Regions from separate parts of the Mus musculus genome. Here region 2 is linked to region 1. A link is a contact called in ENCODE Hi-C or POLR2A ChIA-PET data. All regions are on one chromosome and are shown on one strand. Each heading gives the region's core, a stretch centred on a gene start or an enhancer-like site at or near the end of the contact. The rest is flanking DNA. Distances are from core to core; before and after follow the strand shown.

What was found. A loop is a pair of places that touch in the nucleus more often than their neighbours do. ChIA-PET counts read pairs that join two places held with the same protein, here RNA polymerase II (POLR2A).
Region 2: a loop to region 1 is called in a map of heart, with 6 times the contacts of the local background. The contact joins the promoter of Papss1 here to the promoter of Ostc in region 1. A Hi-C loop is called at or near these places in 3 of 37 maps with a recorded cell type or tissue (all heart). POLR2A ChIA-PET finds 5 or more read pairs at or near these places in 1 of 5 experiments (embryonic stem cell).

Annotation. Positions count from the first base shown.
Region 1 is chr3:130,707,338-130,712,179 of GRCm38, forward strand. Ostc (oligosaccharyltransferase complex subunit (non-catalytic)) reads right to left here and starts at 2,107. Exons shown (of 4, transcript NM_025509.3): 1 at 1,900-2,107. The coding sequence starts at 2,038.
Region 2 is chr3:131,561,990-131,566,831 of GRCm38, forward strand. It overlaps Papss1 (3'-phosphoadenosine 5'-phosphosulfate synthase 1), which reads left to right and starts at 2,779. Exons shown (of 12, transcript NM_011863.2): 1 at 2,779-2,994. The coding sequence starts at 2,935.

The DNA of each region.
Region 1 (4,842 bases), core at 857-3,356:
AGTTCAACTCCCAGAAACCACATGGTAGCTCTGAACCATCTATGATGAAATCTAGTGTCCCCTTCTGAGTGGCAGGCATGCATGCATATGTACATGTATACATGATAAGAAAAAACTAGCATAAATTGTGTATCTAGCAAATTGTTGTTGTAAAGTAAGCTTACTAGTTACTTTTACTAGTAAAAGTTTGACCTTATACCTATTACATATGCCTATTTACCCAAGGTTGTGCAAAAATCTGTCAGGAAAAATGGGGACACATAGGAGGAAAAATGCCAGAAGTGCTGGTCTAAGTGAACAAAACACCTCACTAGTCTCCTGGTCCACGTTGGTCCACACTTTTTTTTTTTTTCTTTTCTAGTATGACCCTTCTAACCATTCAAACTCAGACTAACAGATCATTTCTCCAGGAAACATACTGGAATTAAATCAATGCTTCTAAACTCTACTGTGTAGCAGAAAGCAATTGTGCGGTAGTTAGCATGTCTCCACTACCTTCTATGGAGGGCAGAGTCATTATATTTTCTTTGCTGTTATCCCAGCACTGAGTTAACAGAAAGTCAGTGTCGCCTGTCCTTCCCAGCAACATTGCTTAGGTACAGGTACACTCAGTTTTTAGAAAGCTGTCCATTAGAATTTTCAGCTCTCCCAGCACCACGTCTGCCTGCACACGACTGCCATGCTTCTCGCCATGCTGAGAAGAAGCCATTCCAGAAGCCAAACGGTAAATGTACAAAATGCGCCCTTCCATTTTGACCCAGTGGTTGGGGCAGCGAAATTCCCCCCAAACCCCATTCTAAAACCACCAAAACTGTGGCCCAATAGAAAGCTGAGGCTTCTCACAAAAACTGTCTCCAAAGGAAGCAAAAGTCAAGAAACAAGCTGGCAAGAATGAACACTAAGTTCTTAAAGCCCAAGGCATTAGGTGTCATATTCACGATTCACTGTGCTGAGCAAAAGTGAATGTTAACGCCACACACACCAGGTAATGTCTTTTTTTTTTTTTTTCTTAAACAACAACAACAATGTTTAAAGTGGCCTTTAGCATTTCCGTTAATGTGCACTCCGTAGAATGCCAACTCTACAGTTAAATACTGTCTTCTACCTCTTCAAATATGCCAAGTAGCCTCAGAAAGCAGTTAAGCAATAGCAATATGTCTACACACACCCTAAAAAAAGTTGAACCACTTTTGCTAACCAAAAATCTTTTTAATTTTCTGAATTAAGTAGTACACTACTTCCTAAATTCCTGAAGCCCAGTCCTGGATACATCCTGGAACTGTCGCTCCAAAGGGTGCTCTAGAGCCTGCAGACGGACTGCCAACTCACCAATAGGCAAAGCCACACCCCTCTGCATTTTCCACTTAAGGGATTTGGTGACAGATATCTAAAAAGCACTGCTTCCCTTCTATTTTCTGAGTCCCATTTTCTGCCCTCTGAGATACACCATCTTTTTGCAAGCCTCAATTCCAATCTCACGTATTTCTCAAAAAAACCGTGGCTTCGGTAAGTTCCCTTCTCATTCCTGTGATTTGACATAAAGCAATCCAAGCCCCTGGGGTCTGAACTAACAAACTCAAAGGTTATCAGATCTCTTCCACGATTTCAGGGTCCTCACGATTAGTTTAATAAAAGTCCCACACTCTCTCGACCAACCAAGGAAACACAGTGATTCAAAAATGATGTTCCCAAGACCCTGGTCAAACAATGCACAGCAAGAAATAACAACTAGCTGGACTTGACAATTATATCCAACTCAGCGCTCGAAGGAAAAAGCGGGCAGAGAGGAGACCATCTCTTTCCAGTGAAAGGCGTGAGCCTACGGGGCCCGGCTCGGGGGCCACGCGCCTCCGGAGCGAGCAGCCTGCGCGCCCACCCGACCCATCACGGCCGAGTTACCTCCGGTAATGAGGAAGTAAGATACCACTACCAGGGCGTACACCGTCATAGCCGACGGCATGTGCACCCAGGGCGGTTTCTTCAGCTTCAGGTTGGGGCATTCGAGCACTAAGAATGGGACTCGGTACAGAGTCTCCATGTCCCCGGCGGTAGGGCCAGCCCTCTGGCCTCCAGCCTCCCGCACCGCCCGGAAACACGCCCGCCTACTGCGCATGCGTAAGCCGAGGACCACAGGTCTGTAGAAGTCAGAAGGAGACAAGATATTCACTGTAGAAAGAAAGAAATTGCACTAACCTGATAAATAATATACATATTTAAAAATAAATAATAATGGTCGTTTTTAGGCTTGAGTGTGGGTTAGAAGCTTTTTTCTTACTGAGAGATCATTGTTTATTATATACCTTCCAGGACCTGCAAGGCGTCCTACGTGGCCAAGCCACAGAAGCGGAGAGATTAGCATCCCCACTGCCCCGCCCACTTGCTGACGCCACCTACTTGAGAGCTGATTGGCTGCTGGAAACTCTTAAGTTCATAGAGCTGGAGGATGAATGAAAGTTTAGATGTGTGCTCCCTTTTAGTATTGGAGGTCTCCCCTCGGGGCTTTAAAAAGCTCTAATTCGCTGAGCTTTTTCTTCATGCTGTATAGCGACGCTAATTGGCAGTAATTGCCAAAGTAGTATGGGCTTTATAAAAAATAATAATAATAAATGAATAAAACCCACACAGTCCATGTCAACCACAAACTGTGACAGAACAAATATTACTTTAAACCATTTTCAGTCACGCCTGAGTTAGTAAAAATCACCCAGGCCAAAAATCTTGAAGTCATTCTGGTTTCTCACCTTAATTACCTGCTTAGTAGGGCGCCGGCTTCAGCACCATAAATACTAAAATTGGAACGGAAAATCCTGCCACCTGGCTACTTCAGGTGTCTTCCTGCCAAGGTATCAAATGTAAATAAGAAAGGACTTTACTAGCTAGAGACAGTAATCCTGATCAATCAAGGAAATAACGGGCTATTATAAAACAGCAAGGAGGGGGGAAATGTTTTTGGAATACAGAAGCTCCGCTGCAGTGCCTCTTATCGTTCCCGTATCCTATGATAAAAAGCTTAAGCAACATAACAAGCCAATGGGGGTAGAAATGTTAGTGGCTTGGACCATTCAGATTTTAAAATTTGAGCCACAGCAGGAGTTAAGGAACTAAAATCATCTACTGTTAGTTTTACTATAAGCAACAGAAATATGAAGTGTGAACTGGCGATGAATATATTTTTTTTCAAAAACATACAATATGGATATCATGTCAAGCTGTGTCATACCATGCTTGTATTTCATTAACTCACAAAGCTGGAGTACCGCCGGGCAGTGGTGGCACACACCTTTAATCCCAGCACTTGGGAGGCAGAGGCAGACAGATTTCTGAGTTTGAGGACAGCCTGGTCTACAGAGTGAGTTCCAGGACAGCTGAGGCTATACAGAGAAACCCTGTCTCAAAAAACCATTAAAAAAATAAATAAATAAAAAGCTGGAGTAACATTGCCCAGATCCTTCTCACTGCATAATTATTTTGGTTTTCTTTTTTTTCTCTCTCTCTCTTTTTTAAAAAGGTGCCAGGATCAAAATTAGTGCTACAAATATGCTAGGCTGAGTTAAAACTCTGAAACGTTTTTAATTAGAAGAAACATCATTAGTTTTAAGAGACAGTATTTTTTTTAAACTACGGTCATTATTTCTAAAACTTTAAAATACTAAATTGAAAATGGGTAGATTAAATAAATATCTGGTGAAGCATCAATATAGTGAGATACTGGGGAACCAGCACATGTGATGCCAAAGAAGTTCATTTTTCCTGAAATGGAGAGATGCTCAGGGCAGGTCTGAAATGAAGAATAGCGGGAGTGAAAAAGAGGCCCGTGGAGAACTGACTCATTCATGTGTGCATTTTTCAGGCATCGTGCACTGACGAAAGTCTAAAGGAACATAAAAACAAACGTGTGTGTGATAAAACTGTAGACTATGCCTTTTCCAAAATACTACCAATTACATACGAACAACGTTTGTATGTAATATGCATGTTCAATATGTTATATTCTATGTTCGAAAAGTTTAAAGAGTTCCCAGTTATAACATGGCAGTTACTTTCTACCAAAGAATACAGTGCTGTGTTCTCCAAGGATTAGCTGGTTATAGTACAGTATAGTATAGTATAGTATAGTATAGGTTATATAGGTCTGCTTGTATCCAAGAGATGGTGGATATTTGTTATGATCAGAAACTCGATGTCATAAGTTCGGGGGCAATGTCTGCTTTATTACTGAATCTTCAGAGCTTTTGACCAGCTGGCATAGTAGGACCCATTAGCTACGTGTTGACTGGATCAGTGACTGAGCCTCTTCCATAGCTTCAGACTCTTCAGTGTGTCCCCTGACGATTGTGCTTTCTTCATGTATCTTTGGTTTTGTTTCTTTCTCTGCATCTCTGGCATCAGCAGCCCAGAGACATCATCTCTGGCCTCTGGGTCACGCCACATTGTTTCCAAGGTGCTATTTCTAAGAAACCGAGCAGATTTCAGAAGATCCACGGCGATACCATCTTTACTGCTAGCTACAGAGAAGTAAGGACATGGGCCGGACAGGAACGTTGGATTGCCGTGTAGTCTCAGTCTCTGCTCTCTCTCCATTTTCTGTCTTACACCTTCTCTTCTTACTCGATAATTGCTTTGTGGAAATTGTGCACGTGCTCGGAAGACATCGCCTGACCTCTCACACTTTCTTCCCCATCCCTGCGGAGCTTGGGGGTCACTGGGCTTCAGTGGGGTGCTGGTATTGTTCACCGTTCACTCCTCCATCAATTCCTCAAACATGGGTGGGGTAAGTAGCAGGGATGAGTTCTCGCCTGTGTGCTGCTGGCTTCAAGGTAACCAGCGCATGACTCTCGCCCT
Region 2 (4,842 bases), core at 1,529-4,028, 860 kb after region 1:
GCATATCACTACCAAAAGATAAACCTTGGGGGTTACCATAACGATTTATATATTCCCCTCCCCCGACATGCCACACTGACTTAATCTCCATTGCTTTTTCGGCATTACTTAAATTGGTGTATTGTGGCAGGTGATTCCCTGCTGGGCCTATAGGAACCAATGACTTTCTGTAAAACTCCAGTAACAATGGGAAGGTAAACTAAGTCCTAGCCCCAGCCTATTAGCTGTCCCGACCATTGTCCAGGGAGGCGGAGCCAGGGCAGAGATCAACTTTATCTGAACTAAAGAGATGGAACTGTAAGACAGAACAGCAGAGATGGAGGGAGAGAGACTTGAAAAGTGAGCTCCAGAGATCACAAAGTCCACCTGAGCAAGAGCAAGGGGAAGGAGCCAAATCCAGTCAGAGAAATGCCACTTATAAATGTGAAATGCCACTTACAAATGTCCAAGGACAAATGACCCAGAAAGAATCTGTACTCTCACCAGTCCAAGTGAGAAAAACCTTGGCATCGTTGACATATTCACAGGGGGTGCTGAGTAACTGGGAAGAAGTACGGTCAGGATAATTTATAAGTACAAAGAAAAACTTCCTCTCAGGTGTCTCTGGTTAAGAGGGAAACTATAGCAAAACCTATCTTGGAAGAGGTTTCTGTAACATGGATTTGAGATGACATCAGAAAGCAGGACTCAACAGTGTTCAAACTACTGCCCAGGACACGAGCTTGCATCACAAAGATTTGACAGTTAAATTATGCTCAGTGGCTCGACTTAGGTATCAGGAATTCATCTGGCTCTTGCTTTTTGGACACCTGGACGGTGCACTATCATACTGTTGGAAAAGCACTACTGCTACACAGCAAAGTAAAAAGTTGGTTCAACAGCACCTCTCAAGGATTTGTTCTTAAAATACGTTTATAAGCACCGGAACTTAAATACACTCGGTTGTCCCTTTTATTTTGTAGCTGTCCCTTTAGTCTTCTCATTGTGGCCTTTTTGATGGGCGAACGCTTCAACAGAGTTTAGCTGTAAGGACCAATTTAGTCAATTAGGACTCCCATGGCTCCAGCTGTATCTATGCACTATTTCCCTTGAGCAGGAATGGGGGCTCTCTGAGAAATGGCTGGTTCTGGGTGGCACCCGCCCCCACCACCTTAGTCTGAAACTTAGAATCTTTTAAAAGAAAACAATTATTTTTTTAGGTGCATACAAAAGAATAGGTTTCTTTATGACATTTTCATAAATATATGTGATTGGCCTTTGTCCACATTTTCTTGTTTATCATTGTCCTTATTTTTAGTCTTTTAGTCTCATTCTTGTGACTGCTATAAGCAGAATTTAGAATTGTATTGAAATTCAGTCCTATATACTATTAGATTAAGAATCCCCTAGATAGAGCTAAAGGATGGAACACGCCTTGAATCCCAGCACTCAGGAGTGAGAGGCAGGTGGATCTCCGAGTTTGAGGTCAGCCTGGTTTACAGAGTGAATTTCAGGACAGCCAGGGCTATAAAGAGACATCCTGACTCAAGAACACAAAAACAAACAAACCAGAAAGAAAGAAAGAAAGGAAGAAAGGAAGAAAGAAAGAAAGACAAAACAAGCAAGCAATAAAGACATTTTATATATATGGTGGAGGAATAAGATCTGATTTGCATGTTAGAAGTACCTGTCTGACACTATTGAGAACAGAGAGGTTGGCAGAGGAGTGATACTTGTTGTGTGCGTCTCTCTGTGTGCGTGGTGTGTATGTGTGTGTGTGTGTGGTGTGTGGCGCGTGTATCTGTGCAATGACGACTCCTGTTAGACGTGGAGGAGGGAGATTAATTTGAGACTTTGTCAGTGGAGCAAATAGGAACTGACTTGCTAGCAATAGGCTATGCAAGTAAGCCTCAAGTGTTGATTGATATGTGTGTGTGTGTGTGTGTGTGTGTGTGTGTGTGTGTGTGATCACTGGTCGTCATCAGTAGCGGAGTAAGCAGCTAAATTTTGTGAGACTGTGGATGTTTGCAGTTATGGTTATGGTGAGCTTAAAGTTATGGGGATGAGTGCGAAGGGTTATAACTCCTGGAGAAGGCCTCCCCCTCCCAGCCCCATTCTTTTACGAACTGATCATGGACTATATGTGGTTGGAAATGCCCTTTATAGGTGAGCATTCCGCCTTGCGTACCAGGGAACCTGGATTTTAGTCCTCTATGAGTAGCAAGTACTAGAGAAGCCCCTTTGTGGCTAGTCAGCGGCAACAAACACTGCATAGAAATTTCCTGATAGAAAGCGGCTCTCCAAGTGGGAAAGGCGTCACCTTACAAATACTTTCTAATCCTTGATGAGATACAGTTGATGTCAAAAAAACATTGTGCACTGAGTAGGATTGCAAAGCGGTGAGCAACATGTAATGGTGAATTCACTTAAGTAATCCTACTTTTTGCAGGGCTGGGAAACATTTTTTCAAAGTCGGCCTAGTTGACAAGCGCACACATCGAGCCTGTGCAGTGTTTGCGGAAGAAAAGCTAGAGAGCAGCAGGAGCCCACGTCAGCTTCTTCCCCTACCAGCCTCAGCTCTAGGGAGCGTCTCCCACGCCCAGCTCTGCAGGCGTCGCTCCGCCTCGCTCACTGCGCATGCTCAGCATCTGAAGGCTCTCTTCAACAAACCCTCAGACCACGCCCCTCGTCCTGGGTCAAGGCGGAGCTTCAAGCGCCCCTCCTGGTGATTGGATGTTGAGGTCTCGACCCCGCGCCTCCGCTTCGCCCCGCCCTCCACGCTGCTCGGATGCCTAGCTCCAGCCGAGGCGATCACTAGCTGGAGCGCACGTCAGCGCGCGCCTGAGCCCGGGGTGCAGGCCCCGCCCCTTCTCCCTGCTCCGCCCCGCCCCTCGGCCTCTCTCCCACTGCTCGGCCCCGGGGCTCTCAGCAGCAGTGCATCCGCGCTCCGCGGCCATGGAGATTCCTGGGAGTCTGTGCAAGAAAGTCAAGCTGAGCAATAACGCGCAGAACTGGGTGAGTGGTGGCCGCAGGCCGGAGCGCGGGGAGCGTGGGTGGCTGTGGGAACCGCGGGCTGCCCGTGCATCCTGCGGGAGCCGGGGGCGGGGACCCGGGCGGCGGCGGCCGGTGAAGGCGAGTCCAGGCCCGGAGCTGTCCCCTAGGCTGGCGAGGCGGAGGGCTGCGGCGGAGGCAGACGGAGGCGCCTCTGCACGTTCCGGGTGTGCTTGGCCCAGGTTTGGGTCGGTCTCCGAGTCTTTACGTTTCTGAGTTGCAGTGTACTGAGAGAATAACAATGTGGTCATTCATGGATCGGGACTGCAGGACTGAGGTTCTTTGTGTCTCTGTTTTAAATTGGAATGTCGGACACAGACATACTTTTAAAGACTCGATTTCTGGTGACAGTTAGGTGTGGGAAGATTAATAGTTTCTAACATTGAACAGCGAGTGCCAGTTGGCTTCATTGGCCAAGTGCTATGGCTTCAGAGGGTCGTTTACTTCTGTAGTTTATTCATTGGTGGTGGCAGCTAAGATGGTAAGCGCGAAGCTGGAGACCATCCAACTTTGGAGGCTGCAAAGGCCCTGCTTCAGCGTTAGATGGATTTTTTTTTTCTTTTATTCCGCAGGTAACAGGATCATGAAGTTTAATTTAATCTTGTAAATCATCACCTGCCCTTGGTGAGTCAGGAGAAAGTTAAAAAAAAAAACGCTGTTTCAGGCTAGTGTTCTTTTGAAGTCATTGATTTGCCACGTCTGCTGTCAGATTCAAGAATTCTCACTGTCTTCTTTCATCCTTTACCTTAACTTCTTAGAAGGTGAGAGGGATGTGAGATAAAAGGGAGATTAGGAGGTTGGAAGGGACAGACTCCTGGCGTGGGCTCCAGTCCCCCGCCTTGCTGTTTGTAAGTTGGGTGATCTTGAGGACAGTCACTCCACTCTGAATCTCAGGTGACTGGAGGGTGTAACAGTGTGTCCTTCTCAGGATTGTCTTTCTGAGTAGAGAAGATAACGAAGGTGAAAGAGCAACGAAACCATTGCTCTGAAACTCCGATTCAGCATCACTATTGTTGCTAACAGGATTTTACGGATAGGGAGGTAAGTTGACTAAATTGGAGTATTTCAAAGAAGTTTCAGTAATACTGTCTGTCTATAAGTCATTTATTTAAAGATCATTTTGTTATTTTTTGAGTCTGAGTGTTTTCCCTGTGTGTATGTGTATGCACCAGGTGCGCGCCTGATGTTCCAGAAGGGTGTGTAGGATCCCCTTCGGGCTGCAGTTACAGGTAGTTGTGAGCCACCATTGTGTGTGTTCTGGGGATCCTCTGTAAGAGCGAGTGCTGTCAACTGCTGAGCCAACTCTTCTGCTGCCCTAATTCATTTATGTATTACATTATTTGCTAATGTAGAGATCCATATTTGACAGCTATAAAAAACCATGGGGCTCAGGGCTTGCTTTGCAGTTGCCCATGGCAACTGATTGTTAAGGGCATATGTTTTTATGGGCCACAGTGAGTGGCCTAAGATAGGAGTTTTATTGCAGTTTAGAGGCAAGGTTAGTTTGGCCCCAGGGGTTTTTATGAGTTTATGGAGAACCTCATATTTCTGAGGTGGGTGGAGCCATTACATCCCTGAGCGGAGACATGTTTGACTACTGAAGGTAGTTTTTGTTGGGGAGCAGAGATAAAGATGGGGTGGAGCAGGGTTGTGTAATGTAAATGTTTGGCTAAAGAGTTAGGGTGATTTTTCTAGGAGATTTGGAATGGAGTTAGAATTTTTTAAATTTTTCTGAACTTTCCTTTTTTTCCAGTCTCTAAAAGAATGACCTCCTCTAACACACTTAACTCATCCGATGGGTGTGAGTGTAAA